Linked DNA regions of Mus musculus: all the other regions are linked to region 3. A link is a loop called in an ENCODE intact Hi-C map of the cell type or tissue named here. Cell type or tissue: left cerebral cortex. All regions are shown on one strand.

Region 1 (5,000 bases), 170 kb before region 3:
GACAAACCCTAGACTCAGAGAAATGGGAATAATAGGGTACTGCTCTGAAGGTGGGCAAGGCTTCCTAGAGGGTGTGGTCTGCCCGATTCCTATGCACTGGAGTTTCACAGCAGTGAAGGAGAGACACTTCAAGCTGTAGGGTTGTAAAGGCAACAGCCTGGGTTTAATGAGACAATGACTTAGAACAAGGAGCAATTCAGTGAGTCCGGGGCTTGGAGTGACAGGAGGGGAAGAAGTCAAGAATATACATCATGTTGGGGTCCCAGAATTCTCCAGGATGGGGATCCAGTAGCGGGAGGGAACTGCCATCAGACAGGCTGGCACAGGAACGCAGATGTGAGGTGGCTACTGACCCGTTACCCCTGTTTATTCCTCATAGCAAGACACACAGGTAGATATAAAGTACAGTGGTTTGAATATACTTGGCCCAGGGAGTGGCACGATTAGGAGGTGTGGCCTTGTTGGAAGAAGTATGTCACTGTAGGGTGGACAGTGAGACCCTCCTCCTAGCCACGTGGGAGCCAGTCTTCTCCTGTTTGCCTTCAGAACAAGAGGTGGAATTCCAGCTCCTCCAGCCCCACATCTGTCTGGATGCTGCCATGTTCCCACCTTGATGATACTGGACTGAACCTCTGAACCTGTAAGCCAGCCCCAATTAAATGTTTCCTTTATAAGAGTTGCCTTGGTCATAATGTGTGTTCACAGCAGTAAAGCCCTAAGACATAAGGCCAAAGCACAGAGAGGTAGAGAACTACTCCAAGTTCACTCACCCAATAGAGCTGGGATTTCCCAGTTACTCCGTTAAGATCCACTAATAAAGGACAAAGAGATTCAGGTTGTTTCTTCTAAAGCTCATGGTTTGCTTATTTACCGACTTTTAAAACACTTAATTCTTTGAGAATTTCATACAGTACTTATATATGGAAGGGGAAAGGCACGTGTGTGTGGAGGTCAGAGGACAAACTCTGATGCTGGCCCTTGCCTTCCTCTTGTTTGAGGCCAGGTCTCGTTCTCTGCTGCATACACAAGGCTGGCTGGTCCATGCAGAGCTCATGGTTTCACAGTCAGCCTGCTGAGATCCTCAATGAAAACCTGACGGGCAGGATGGAAATCAAACAGGCTGAGGTGGGGAGAGGACCGTGGGGCAATACATACATGAGGCAGAGCCTGGCTCATACTAGAGGCTCCTGAGCAATGAGGGATGTGGGGGTTGGGAGAGAGGAAAGACCACAGGACCATTCCATTCCATATATGTTTGTGGCAGGAAGGGGGCATCCAGAGGTCACTGACTAAGAACCTTCCTCTCTGCTGCTCAGCCAGTGATGTCTTCCAAATGATGCTCCCAGAATCCTACTTTGCCCCCCCTTTTTTTGACCATGACATCTTTAAAAAGTTGTGTGTGTGTGTGTATGAGAGAGAGAGAGAGAGAGAGAGAGAGAGAGAGAGAGAGAGAGAGAGAGAATGAATATGTTTAAACACACCACAGAGGCCAGAGAGCACAGGATTCCTTGGAACTGTAATTGCAGGTAGTTGGTGGTTGAGTGCTGCCTTACAAGAGTGCTTACAGGAAACAAATCTGGGTCCTCTGGAACACCTGTGTGCCATGGTAACTATGTGTCTGAGAGACATTCCCCTGGGCATTGTCATTTAAACATCTTTGCCCTGAACACAACAGAATTGCTTGCGCCATTTCCCCCAGAGTAAGAAAGCCTCTGGCATTGTGTTCCAGGGTGGACTGGGGCAAGGACAGGATGGTCTGTCCAGGGGCATTACCTAAGAAGGTCAGTACAAGGCCCAAACCCTTGGGACCATATTTAGAATTCCCCTTCAATTCTGGCTTCAGGAATTCTACAGCTTGGAAAAGGAAGTTTGGTTCTCCTCTGCTCCGAACTGTGCTGCAGAAATGCTCCAGGTTTCATCAGAAGGCTGATCCTCTTCCATAGGCGTGTGGGGCTTGGGTGACCCAAGGTGTAAAGAGATCCAGAGCAAAGCTGGTGGCTCTGTGCTCCCAGCACTCTGATGTTATAGGGATCGTTAGAGAAGCAGGAAGGAAGACGGAGGGCTGTCGTTACTTCAGCACCCGGGTCTGTAGAAAACATTACTTTCCTCCAAGACCTTAGGCTCTGGAGAAGTCAGTCCCACTTCCACTTGCTAGAAGGACCCAGAGTTTCAGAGAGGGACAGGAACTCAAGCTGCCCAGGAGATGGCTGGAGCTGCCCATCAAAGGCAGCCAGGGAAGCAATTGGCCAAGGTCGAGCTTTTAGCAGCAGTGGAGGATGTTTGGAGCTGTGGGGAGGGGGAGGAGAGAAAAATCATAAAAGGCTAAAACTGTAAAGTGTAGAAACGGAGATTGACAGTGCTAAAATGTAGAGTGTGGAGCTTCATCCCAAAGGGGAGAAGAGAGACGCGCAGGGGATCTCGCACCAGTGCAACTTTGCCCCACGATCTTCAGACATGCAGGCTTGACTTGTCAGGACAGCCCTGCCCCATGTCTTAGAAGGTAGCCATGTTTGCAGCCAGCAGCACAGTTGGCCAGCACCAGGCTGTTCCACAGGGGGCAGTGTGGTTCCATGGGACATTAGTAGAGTGTCCCTGTCTCTCTGGAGGGAAAAAAGTTTCTAGGAAAAATTTAAGAAGCAAAGTGTAGGTGAATATCTTTGTGTGTCTCTGGAACTTCTTGAGGGCTTGAAGACATCTGTGTGTGTCCAATATCTCCAGAGACCGTGGAATCCATGCTATCACACCAGTATTTTTATCCTTGGGGATTTTTTGGTTGGTGTTGTTTTAATTATTGTATGATCTAGGGACAAATGCTTTTGCAACCACACCTTGAATTCATCAGAGTCCTACTCTAAAATATCACTAGAATTATTACCTGCCTATGTTTCATCTTTGAGATAGCCTCTTCTAGGCCACAGGCAGGGGTCACATCGTGTTGCATGTAACCTCACCAGCTTCCAAAGCTATGAAATGGCTTAGACAGGATGGATTTAGTTTGTTGGTGACCAGTGTTTGAGGGCCCTCTGGTTTGAACTTTGAACACGCAACATAAGACTGTGCGTAAACAGTTACTGCCCACCACAGCTGTCTTGTCTTCCTTATTCACCTATACAGCCCCACCCTAGCTGTCCAAAACAGCTCCTCCAAAGAGTGCTTTGCTAGGAGTCCCTTCCGAACACAGCTTCGAAGAAACACAATTTGATCCTTAATATACTGGCACCTCTTTGTCAACTCTCACCACTGACAAAGCTGGAAGCTAGGGTCTATTAATGTTCCTATGGCTGTAACTAAACACTATGACCAACAGCAAATTAGGGAGCAAAGAGTTCTTTCCCTTTCACTTCTGGATCACAGTTCATCATCAAGAAGTCAGGGCAGAAACTCAGGAAAGGAATCTAGAGTCAGGAGCTGAAGCAGAGGCCATGGAGGAGAGCTGCTACTGGCTTGCTCCCCGTGGCTTGTTCGGCCTGCTTTCTTATAGTGTTCTGGATTACTAGCTTAGGATGGCAGTGCCCACAGTGAGCTAAGCCCTCCTCCATCAATTATATATCAAGAAATGCCCTATAAGTCTTCCCTATGGACCAATCATATGAAAGTATTTTCTCACTTAAGATTCTTTCTTCCCAGTGAGCCTAGCTTGTGTCAAGCTGACATAAAAAAATAGCCAGTACAGGATCCAACCCAAAGAAAGTTGTTACTGAAATAGAGAAAAGACTTCTGATGGTGTGACCTGGTCCCTAGAAGACGGTGCTCATGGCCTGGACCCACAAAGGGCCGTCTAGAAGAAAAACGGGGAGACAGAGAGAAAGGTTTCTTTAATAAACCGTGCAGGCACCTGGGCCATAGGCACTTGCAGTTCAACACCTCAGGCTTTCTTCCTTCAATGTCTGGAGACAAAGGAAGGAAGCAAAAAGAACACGTAAGAGCTTTGGGCTTCAGAGAAGTGACTTTGAGCAAGTTGCTTTCAAGACCGCTAGGAATCCATGATGAAGAGTTCTACTTAACTCCCCAGTTCCTTTCAAAATGGAGCAGTGCTAACTGGGGAGTTGACTGGAAGCTACAGGTGCTCTGGGTCAAGGAAGGTCTCGTTCCTCCTACTGGTGGGTGTTTGGCTGTGGACTTTACGTACACCCTGGTTCTTCTGAGGGGAGAAGAAATATCTGCTGGCGGTGTTGGACTCTCTCCCACAGCAGTGATGAATGGAAGTTCCAGCTTTAGCCTCAGGATTGAGTCTATCCCGAAGATGGCAGAGGGAAAACAGTCAGGACTCCAAATCTGTAGTGACCTCATTAACCAGCTTGTCTAACAACTGTGGGTAAAAAGACACACCTCTTGCTCCAAAGGGAGTGTTACAGTATGACTAGGTAATCCGTGTCTAACATGATCAAGTCTCTCCAGGAAAAGTCACAACAGGAAGTGAGAGGTACCTTATTCTGAACCACGCGTGAGCAACCATGGCCCAGGAACACAGATCCAGGCCACCCTGAATGTCATGTTCCACTGTGCAAGTAGTAGTCACAAAATGAAGGTGGTTGTAAGTCATTTGACTAAGATACCGCCACCAGGAAGGAGTGTTTGCCTCAAGCTATGCTATCGACAGGTGCAATAATTATCCCTGTAATGAGATACTGTACTTTTCCTTCCCAGAATTCCAAGCTACCACCACCACTACCTCTCACATTCCAATGTGGTAGCTTACCAGGCCAAAGTCATGCAGCTTTCCAAGTCTGAATCATTTAGAAAACTGTAACTTCTCTTCTTCTTTAAAAAAAAAAAAATCCTTTTCTAACAATGTTTTCCTTCATAGCTTGGGTTTCCCCAATACTTGGGGCTTTCTTACTCTTTCTTCCAAGCTCCCTTCCCACTGTGGGTTGTTTGTTTCCTGTCTTAGTAAGTGTTCTATTGGTGTGAAAACAGGCCATGAGCGTGGTGATGGTTTGAATGGAAATGGCCCCCATAGGCTCCTAAGGAGGGAGTGGGACTATTAGGAGGTGTGGTCT
Region 2 (5,000 bases), 210 kb after region 3:
CAGATGGTTGTGAGCCACCATGTGGCTGCTGGGAATTGAACTCAGGGCCTCTGGAAGAGCAGTCAGTGCTCTTAACCGCTGAGCCATCTCTCCAGCCCCAGCTGGAACTCTTAAGAGCGCTTGCTGTTCGTCCAGAAGACCAATGTTCAGTTCCTAGAACCCACATGAGGTGGCTCACAACTGTCTGTAACTGCAGTCCCATGAGGCCAGATGCCTTTGGCCCCTGTGGGCACCTGCCCTCATGTGCACATTCCCACACACAGACATACACACCTATACATAACTTAAAAAAAAAAAAATAGGCCTACTATGGTGGCACAGACATTTTATCCCAGTGCTAAGGAGGAAGAGTCCTTTATGAGTTCAAAGCCAGCTTGGTCTGTATAGTAAGTTCCAGGCCAGTCAGAGCTATGTAATGAGACCCTGTTTCAAACTAATAAATATAGAGTGGAATAAATGTACATGTGACTGTTTAAGGTGGCAAAGATGACAGCTTCTGTAAGAAATAGTTCTTATTTTTCAGACATGATAAACAAAATGCCTTAAACTAGTTCCCAGCTTTTTCTACCAGTGAGAAAGTGTCTTTTCTCAGTGTCTTTTTACTGAGGCTTTCCCAGAACCATTTGTGATGGGTGTATTAGTTATGTTTCTTATTGCTGTTGACAAGATACCTGACACGAAACAGTTTCAGGGATGAACGGTTTCTTTTGGCTTACAGTTGAGGAGCTTACACTTCATGAAGGTGGGAAAGGCATAGCAAGAAGAGGAGAGGCAGCTGGTCACATTGCATCTACAATCACAAAGCCAATGATGATCAGGAAATCAGACTGGGTTACAAAACCTCAAGCCCATCCCTAATGAACCACTTCTTCCATCAGTGCTCTACCTCCTGAAGAGTCAACAACCTTCCTGAACCGTGCCACCAATTGGGGTCCAAGTGTTCAAACTTGGCCAGAAGGAGACAGGTCAGATGCAGACTATAGCAATGGATATTCAGAATGTATAGGTGTGTCAGGCTTGGTCCTCAAGATAACTCATGAGGTAGTCTCACTTAACATGAATAAAGATGTATCTTAAATATGAATGGCCAGAGAACTTTATAATCTTTATTCTTAAGCTTCTTAGAAATTATGAAATTAATAGATTTCAGATGCTTCAATGCTTCATCTTCAAGATTATTCTATTCCTTACTTTAGTTTCTTCTAGGCACTGGGAAATAACAAAGTCTTTTCCCTCTGGAAGTTTACATTTAAACAGGAAGACAGATGCATCACTGAAATTGACTTGTGATTGAATGTATAGCAAAGCGATGTTACTATAAGAATGTCAAGCAAAACACAGCTCTCATTTCAAAATTGTTTATTCTGCAGCCAAATTTGAGTGATCTTGGCCTGGGGAACAGAGTATTGGGGTTGCCCCAAATACTGTTTTCCCACATGGAAATGAGTACATGAAGTTTTTACAGTTACAAAAGAAAGTAATAAATCAAGGCCCCTTTCAGATGCATTATTGGAAATATCAGGTAAGTGGGGCAGAGCAGAGCAGGGAAATCTCTGCTACAGGTGTCAGATGCTGCAATCCGATGACATTCTTAGCTTTGGGGTTTGTGGAGGCTAGTAGTAAATATGAAGGAAAAAACCTGTCACGTGATAGTCACAAGGGCATTAGAGCAGATGCAGAGGTGGGAATGAATAGCTGTTAAAGAGGCTAGATAGCCCAAGATATTGGCTCTGTATCTACAGCGTTTCAATTCTCCACAAACATGAATGTAATTAGTCAATATTAACCTTGTAGCATTCTTAACATAGCTGTGGTTGTTTGTCCTGAAATTTAAATTCAGATATGATTAGAGAATGCCTTTAAAATTTTTTAAGTTTTTGGAGATCAGGGCTGTTAGTGGCACAGAAACCAACTTGTCAGAACAACTCGTCAGTATTTCATTATTCCTTTTCCATAGGGGATGATTCACCTGGGTCATACCAGCCCAGTTGGATTTTTACATAGGATGGGAGCCCCACATTCCTGCAACCACGGACACAGAAAAAATACTTACTTTAAAGGAACCGTGCCCCTGTCCTGCTGTTTACTTCAATTGACCTTCAGCACAAAAGTGGCCTGGTAATCTCCCTTAGACCACCTTACAGTTGGCCAGCACCAGGGACAATGTGTACCCACAGGCAAGAGGGCTGGGGCACAGCTTTTAAGTCTTCAGTGAGCCACGCTTTGGAATAAGGACCTGCAGCGCTGGCAAGTCTGAGGCTTGGTGTAGCCCTTTGCCTCTCGGAGGTCTAGGCGCCCGCCCAGTTCGGCGGGCAACTTTCATTGCCCCAAGAAACCTAGAGAAGAAACCTTGAAGGACCCCTTTCCATTCTCAGCACCCCGAGTGCTCTGAAGAACTGCCCAGCCCTCAAGGCCCCGCCCCGCAGTCTGACGGCACGTGGAGTCCCAGGAGGCCGCGTTGCTGCCCAGCCTGCCCGCACACCGAATCCTTCCAGGCTGCACCTCCGCTCTGACCGCTTGTGAAGCCCCTCGAGGCCCTGTCCCCTGCGCTGTACGCACGCAGAGACACTAGAGGCCGCCCCGGTTCTGACAGCACGTGGAGCCCCTCGAGGAACCGCCTCTCTGACAGCTTCTCGATGCCGCTGCACAGGTTCTAACAGTACTCTGAGCCTCTCAAGAAATAGCTTCCCGAATCCTGCACCGCCATTCGCTCTCAGCGCCTGGAGCACCTCCTGGAACTACCTCCCGAGATCCGCCTGGACACCCCTCTGCGACTGACCGTTGTGCGATACAGGCTCTGTTTTTCGAGCTCCGCCCCCGCCCAGTCCTGCCTTGCTGTGGAGCAGCTCGAGGACCCGCCTCCTCGACTCCACCCCGCCCTCTGCAAAAACAAGCCGCGGAGCATCTCAAGGCACTTCATCTAGAGCGCCGCTCCGCCCTCTGCTCTGACTGGCTGTGTCCTGCACCGCCCCCAGGCTCTGATTGGCCAGAAACCGCCCCTAAGGCACCGCCTCTCGTACGTCCCGCCCTCCGCTCAAAAAAGCCTTGGAGCACCTCGAGGCCCCGCCTCCCGGGCTTTGCTCCGCCCCCTTCTCTGATCGAGCCCGGAGTACCTGGCAGGCCTGCCCCGCCCCGCATTCCGCTAAGAAATCGTCCCAGTCACCTCGGATCCACTCAGGTCCCCCGGGACTGGCTTCTGTGGGTACCATGACGCTGCCTGTGTTCTTCGGTTGCGCCTTCATCGCCTTCGGGCCCGCGTTCGCACTCTACCTCTTCACCATCGCCACCGACCCTTTGCGCGTCATTTTCCTCATCGCTGGGTGAGGTTGAGCCGAGTCCCGGACACCGCGGGTCCCTCCCTCTCCTGGGTTTCCACGACCCCGGGATCCCCATCTCCCAGTGGCTCCCAGCTTGTGGGACTGTCCAAGACTGGGGGGAGGGGGTTCAGGCTGAGCAGGCGAGTCCTGCGGGTCTTGGCTTCTGTGGAAGATGGGAATAAGTGGATACATTCGTGTATGGAGCCTTAGTCTTTCCGTAGGAATTTCTCATTTCACTCAGTGCTCAGCGGCATCGAAGAGCTGTTCTCACTCTCTGCCATTAAAGACACCTGGGGATCAGTTGTCCACCTCCTCAACCCCCGTTCTTGGACTCAGAATGCCTGTGAGGAATTTGGGCTCAGATTTTTCTTGTAGGCCCCTGGGTAATGGTTGGGGTGCAGCCAATGGTGAAAGCCTGAGAAAACCGCTGCAACACCTGACCAGTCTTGCTGAGAACTTGGTAAATATCTAACTCTGCTGGTGACTGCGGTCTTGATCCCTTTGCACCTGCTGAGACTGAGTTTCTGAGACTTGGCACCCAGGCAACTCACTGGCTAGCCAGGAACTCCAGCCTCTCTGCGTTCTTTTTTCCTGTAATAAATAGTGCTCCTTCGCTGTTGGCATTAAAAATCAATAGAGTCTGTTGAACGTCAAGCTTGCTGTGTCCTTAAAGTCCACAGGAAGGTTGTAAGAACCGGGCCTGGAAAACAACTAGACCACAGCATGGGTTTTCAACTTCTGAGTTTTCCATGGTGCACACAATAAATACAGGTGTAGGTGTTTGTTTTCCTTCAGAAAAGATACTTATCTTTACAGACAGCTAAGCCATTAAATTCACATTTTCTAGGATATGAAAATTGTAACAGCCACTGGTTATATGTTTCTATGGCACACCAATGAGGCAAAGCAGTAACCAACTTCCTCGTTGCCAGTCCTTGGCAGATAGTGTTCTGGTGTACACAGACAGGGTCACTGAATCGTCCTTGTTGAGGGCATCTGACGTTCCTCTTGGACTGTTTTTTCACTAGGAGGAAAATGGACCATTGATTAGCAAATGCTGATTCGGAATACCATGTGAAGGGGTTCTTTCCTAAAAAAGATCAAGATATTTGTTTCCTGTGCTTCTGTTAACTCGTGACTTTTGTCTTCTACGTTCCAGTGCTTTCTTCTGGTTGGTGTCTCTCCTGCTTTCGTCCATGTTTTGGTTCCTAGTGAGAGTCATTACTAACAACAGAGATGAATCAGTACAGAATTATCTGCTCATCTTCGGAGCGTTGCTCTCTGTCTGTATCCAAGAGCTGTTCAGGCTCGCATATTATAAGCTGTTAAAGTAAGTTAAATGTTTGTTTTATTTTCCCAGTTAGACTTGAATTATGATTTGGTGGTTGTTACATTTCTAGCCTGAAAATTGTATTTAAATTTATGACCTGGCTTGCCTGCCTGCCTGCCTGTCCGCCCGCCCGCCCTCCCACCCTCCTGCTCCCCTGCTCCCCTGCTCCCCTGCTCCCTTGCCTTTCCCTCCTTCTCCTTCCTCCCAAAAGTGTTTCTTGAGAATTTTCCCAGATACTTTGTCAGAACTGGAGGTGCAAAGGTAAAACAGAAGCTCTGGTGGTGCACACCTTAATCCCCAGAGGCAGGCAGAGATCTGTGAGTTTGAGGCCAGTCTGGTTTACAAAGTGAGTT
Region 3 (5,000 bases):
GCCTGTTTTGTATAATGTGGGTCAGATGTCTCCTTTGTATGTGCTCCATGGAGGATGCCCAGTCACCCCCAAAATCTCCTGCAGGACGTTTATTTAGGTTTTTCAAAAGAGCCGCTGATAGATCAAGGAGAGATATTCCATATAAGGAAAGGAATTCAGAGAATTTGCAAATAGCCCCAGTACCAATGGAAGCAGGAGGGGGAAAAAACACTACTATAATTCTTAAGGGGGAGAGATAATAATTGCTGTAACTATGTAGTGGTAATCATGTCTTTAATAAGAAATGGGGGGGGGGAGCACTGGAATGGGGTGGGGCAGAAGTAGAAAAGAGGCTATTTAAAGTCGTCTGTGGGGGTGGAGCCAGGAGGGGAGGGAGGTTCTTAGAGCCAGTTTTGGTTCTTTCTATGATCTGGAAAGCTGTCTCTAAATATGGTGTGAGCGTGTATCTCTCTCTCTTTTGGTTAGTGTATTGATCATCTTCCTCTTTAAAATACTGTAAGTTCTGCTGGAGACTCGGGATGTTGAAGGAAGTTTATGAAGTTTTGTTTTGTTTTTGTTATATTTAGAGAGATCCTGACTCACTTGAAATAGCTAAGACTTGAGGGAGAGACAGGTGTCACCAGAGGAAAGAGGCGGGCTGGAGAGAAGGCAGCCAGCCTCCTTGCCGTGGGGACAGTCTACTATCTAGTGTTAAAAATATAATTTTTGATTATTACTAAAAACATTGTCTCAATTTGCCAACCTACTTTTAGAAACTATAGTCCAGAAGTGTCTCCCCCACCCCCACCCTTAGTTTAAAAGGCTGCCTGTCACTTGGGGGCTAATACTCCCAGAAATCTGTTTTGTATTTTTACTGTTGTTTCCCCCCACCCCCCACCTAAATGAGGCTGAGTTCTGTTAAGACTCGATTATCTTGGCTCTTTCCCCCAAATAACTGTGATGTAGCTGATTGTTTACAGGATGTGAGTCTTCTTCCCTCTAGGTTTTTTCCTTATGTAGTGACTCAGGCTTATCTAAACTCAGGTTTTCCCTTGAGTGAGTCACACCAGGATCTCTTCAGATGCGACCTAGCTACAGTGTTTCTTAAACAACCAAGGGATTCTAACCGGTAGCTAAACAACCCATAGCTCTTCTTTAAGGACATCGGCATGAAAATAATCTCTCCAGAAACTGACATCCTAGGAGGAGTTGAAAAGGAAGACATTAAATTATTAGGGTGACTGCTTACTGCACCGGCAAGTGGCCAGTCTGTTCCCTAGACTGCTCTTGGAGGATTGCAGATGCCCTGTCTGGGCATCCTCAAGGTTGGAGGCAGATGATCTGTGAGCTCTTGGAAGGATCTGTACCCACCAATGCTTGCAGACAGACTGCTTAGAAACCAAGCAAGAGGCTCCACCTACCGGATGTGAGGGACCTAGCTGGAGTTCGCAGGCTTTGCTTCCTCAGCACAGACCAGAGTCGACTAGGAATTCCAGAGGTGTTCCAGCTTTGGAAGACAGGCTAGGCAGGGTTTTTGTTTGTTTGTTTTGGTTTGGTTTTGGTTTTTTTTTTTTTTCTTTTCTTTTTCTACCTTCGTTTTCATTCTCCACTCCCACACATTTAAACAAGGCTAGGATTGATTCTTTGACAAAGGTGCAGGATAAAAATCCCGGAGACTTGACAAGCTTTTAAAAACATTTGCAAGTAGGGATGGCAGAGATGGGTTCTTAACAGAGTGTGTCCATGTGGCTTTCCATCTGGTAACCAGAGGCTCTGTCACAGGTTCCTGTGGTCGTACAGACCGGTTCCTCAGATTCCAGATATCAGGCTGAATTGCCTGAGGTTGCACAGTTCGTTATGGGGTCCAGACAAACTCTTATGGTAGTGCATGTGTGCTTAATTATATAGTTTGAGTCCTTAAATATGTAAGGCATTGTTAAATGTTTTATATCATCTGATAATTGTCAACAGCCCTGTGAAGAGCCCTGTACTATTATACTCGTTTTTTTAAGAGATAAAGCCCTGAGAAGTCATTTGTCCAAAGGCACACAGCCAGCAGAGACTTAAGAGCCAGATTCAAACCTTAAAAAAGCTGTATTTAGAACAGGAGATCTAACCACTACGCTTTGCCAGCTAGTAATTTACACTTGGTGAAATAGTTTGGATTCTGGAGTTCTTTTAGTCAGAATCTTGTGTTCTGTTGTTCTTTACACGGATCTTTAGGATATTCATATTTCAGGCTCCAAGTTACCTGTTCAGACTCTGGTAAATCGGGATTACAGAGTGCTCCGAGCATCCAGGAGTTGTCAATGCCTTTAGCATTAGGAATGATGCTGTTCTTTACAGCGTTTAGGGTACGTTCAAAGTCTAGGTTTCTACCCTTACTCAGCTTCAGGAGAATCGGGATTTCGGAGCGCTCCAAATGGCCAGCAGGAGTCGCAATAGGCTTTAGCATCCAGATCTTCTACTTGGCCCAGGCTCAGCGGAGTGGATGCAAACGCCCTCCTGCGGTGGCCTCGCTCTAGGCAAAGCAGCCTAGAGCCAGCCATCCCCGCGCGCACGCGCAGTGGTTCCATGGGCAGCTAGTTCCCGGGGTCCACCGGGCCCCGCCCGCCTGCCCGCCGCGCCTGTCCCCTGCGCTCGCGCACCCGCCCGCGGCTCTCTCTGTGCGGCCCAGGAGCCGTGACTTCCGGCCTGCTTCTTAGCCGCAGGGGGCGCCGGCGTTACAAAGCCGGCCTGGGCGGGACGAACCGGACCTGGGCTCGGTAGCGGCAGCAGCAGTAGCAGCTGCAGAGCGCGGAGGCAGAGCACAGCCTCAGCCACCGCCTCGCCATGGCGGGTAGCAGCTCGCTGGAGGCGGTGCGGAGAAAGATCCGGAGCCTGCAGGAGCAGGCGGATGCCGCGGAGGAGCGTGCGGGCAGCCTGCAGCGCGAGCTGGACCAGGAGCGGAAGCTGCGGGAAACCGTAAGGGACCCACCCATCACCCCGAGGCCCCCACGCCGCACCTGGCGCACCTAGGCCAGCTGGCACCCGACTACTCAGCCCTGCCGGGATAGCTCCTTGATATAGAGTAAAACCTCCGGGGGGGAGCAAGAGAGCCGATGAGGAGGTTTTGGGGCGACCATGAAATGGGTCCCCGGGATGCGCACTTTGCGCTGCTGCCATTTATTAACTCACACTGGGGTTGGAAGGAGGAGCCCTCCTTTTAAAGACCAGTCCCTGGGGAGAAGCACTGGGACTTCGGGGCCTTGGGATACTGGACTTTTGTCTCTGTTGATCCTGTGTTTCCTAGAAGCTGTTTCTCTATGGAGGTTAAAGACCTTGACAGGACCAGGTTCTGAGGGAAGAGCTAACTCTCATAGCCCTTATAGTCTTAGGTTTTTTTAGCCCTCCCATCTCCCAAGTAGATATCCCTCGCTCTACAATAGATATCCCTTTCTAACGAGTTTTGACAAAAGTTGGCCAGATGTCGACTGCTACTGAGTATACCTTTTGCTGGCTAACACCCCCCCCCCCCCCCCGTTGAACATAGCACCTAGCTCCTTTCTTCAAAAGGCAAATGTATCGAGCAAACAGAAACAGAGTTTCAAAGGAATATTAGATATTTGTTAGTCTTGAGTGTATGTGTTAAAATCAAGGTATTCAAACACCTTGGAAACTTTATGACAAAAAATAATAATATGGTGTCCAGCTGTGCTTAATATGCACAGGACTACGCTGAATTGAGTCATTCCTTCTGGCTAAGTGTTTGGAATGGTTGTATGGTGTCTTACAGAAACTCCCTAACATGTTTTGTATAAAATATAGAGAACCAAGAAAGTCTTCCTAAGAGGAAGACCCAACTAGAGGAAGTTTAAGATAAAAAATGCAGATAAAGATATTTTTAAAACCAATGGGCAAAAAATAACTTTTAATATTCGCTTGAGAGGACTAGTCAGCAAAAGACCCACTATAAAGGCCTCAAGGTGGCTGGTGATAGATTAATTCTGATCCGTGCCTGGCTAACTGCTATGAACCAGTGAACTAAGAACAGGATGCAGAGACTGGGGCCCAGTTTCCCAGGGTTTGAATCCTGGCCCACCTCCTCACTGTCTGGGGACAACTGTTGGAGCTTTGGTTCCGGTCCCTATGAATAAAATGTGATTAGTATGTAAAGAGATCACAGTGGGGCTTAGCACATGGAGATAGTGCTACTTAAACCACCCTGTTTTTATCAATGTCCAGTACCGCCTTGCTTAGCATTCTTTACTGTAATTGCTTGGCAAGAGCTCCTGAAAATAGCCCTACTCACTTCATTACCCGTAAAATTCCCCCCATTTAGTGCTTTAAATCAACAATTATTTTCTCAACTTGAGGAGGGGAAGTGGGCAGGCTGGAAGGACTGGGTTGAGGAGGCACTGGACTCGGAGCCTAGTGACTGGTGGTAAAAGGTACACGTGCTATTTTGTACTTCGTTTTTATAACAGTGTTTCCAGGCTACTTCGCTAAGGTTGGAGCTTTCATTCCTTTCAAAACCTTGTGCCTTCATTTAGAGCAATTTAAATCCTTTTTAAATCCCCGTTTTCCGGGAATCATCTAGCAGGGTGATCGATTGGTCAGGACCCCCATAGCATCTTAGAGCCGAGGTTTAGCACTGGTGAGCCACTTGCAAACTGCTAGTTGTTGCTCCTGACTTTTCAAACGGAAAGCTACAGATGGGCAGAGGCAATTTAGGTTGTTATTAGATGGATCTGAGGCTGTGAGTTAAGCTAGCAGTAACAGTTTCTCTAGGAAGCAAAGATTAAGGTTTAGTGACAAAGCCATGAGCCACTGCAAAAAAAAAAAAAAAAAAAAAAAAAAATTCACTGTAGAGTTGGCCCAGGTTCAAGTACTGAGACTGAGGCAGACTTAATGGGCCCTACTAAACTGGGCCGTACCTTAGAAAGAGCAAGTATCATTTCCTTCCTCCTCCTGGTTTTCCAAGGTGTGGGGGCCCTTCAAAATCTTGGAATGAAATTGCTCTCCTTGATGTAATGCTTGAC

The links. Hi-C counts contacts between places; a loop is a spot of excess contacts. Peaks named below come from ENCODE experiments on the same cell type or tissue, not always from the same donor. Only the 100,000 strongest peaks of a DNase experiment are listed, where the experiment ranks them.
Region 1: a loop joins it to region 3, with 10 times the contacts of the local background. A loop is called at or near these places in 22 of 42 quality-filtered maps.
Region 2: a loop joins it to region 3, with 5 times the contacts of the local background. A loop is called at or near these places in 2 of 42 quality-filtered maps.

What each region holds. Positions count from the first base shown.
Region 1 is chr9:67,211,012-67,216,011 of GRCm38, reverse strand. No RefSeq gene overlaps it. Among named protein-coding and RNA genes, the nearest start is that of Mir190a, 23 kb to the left of the region's middle. In left cerebral cortex, a CTCF peak has its summit at 2,563; a DNase peak (open chromatin) is centred at 2,548.
Region 2 is chr9:66,832,806-66,837,805 of GRCm38, reverse strand. It overlaps Aph1c (aph1 homolog C, gamma secretase subunit), which reads left to right and starts at 3,100. Exons shown (of 6, transcript NM_026674.3): 1 at 3,100-3,320; 2 at 4,477-4,647. The coding sequence starts at 3,208. In left cerebral cortex, CTCF peaks have their summits at 2,560 and 3,833; DNase peaks (open chromatin) are centred at 2,227, 2,955 and 3,748; H3K4me3 peaks cover 1,893 bases; H3K27ac peaks cover 755 bases.
Region 3 is chr9:67,041,521-67,046,520 of GRCm38, reverse strand. All of the region lies in intron 2 of Tpm1 (tropomyosin 1, alpha), which reads left to right. Among named protein-coding and RNA genes, the nearest start is that of Tpm1, 5.2 kb to the left of the region's middle. RefSeq lists an enhancer at 3,000-5,000. In left cerebral cortex, CTCF peaks have their summits at 1,401 and 2,453 (motif pointing right); DNase peaks (open chromatin) are centred at 1,807, 2,011, 2,521, 4,091 and 1 more place; H3K4me3 peaks cover 2,817 bases; H3K27ac peaks cover 2,949 bases.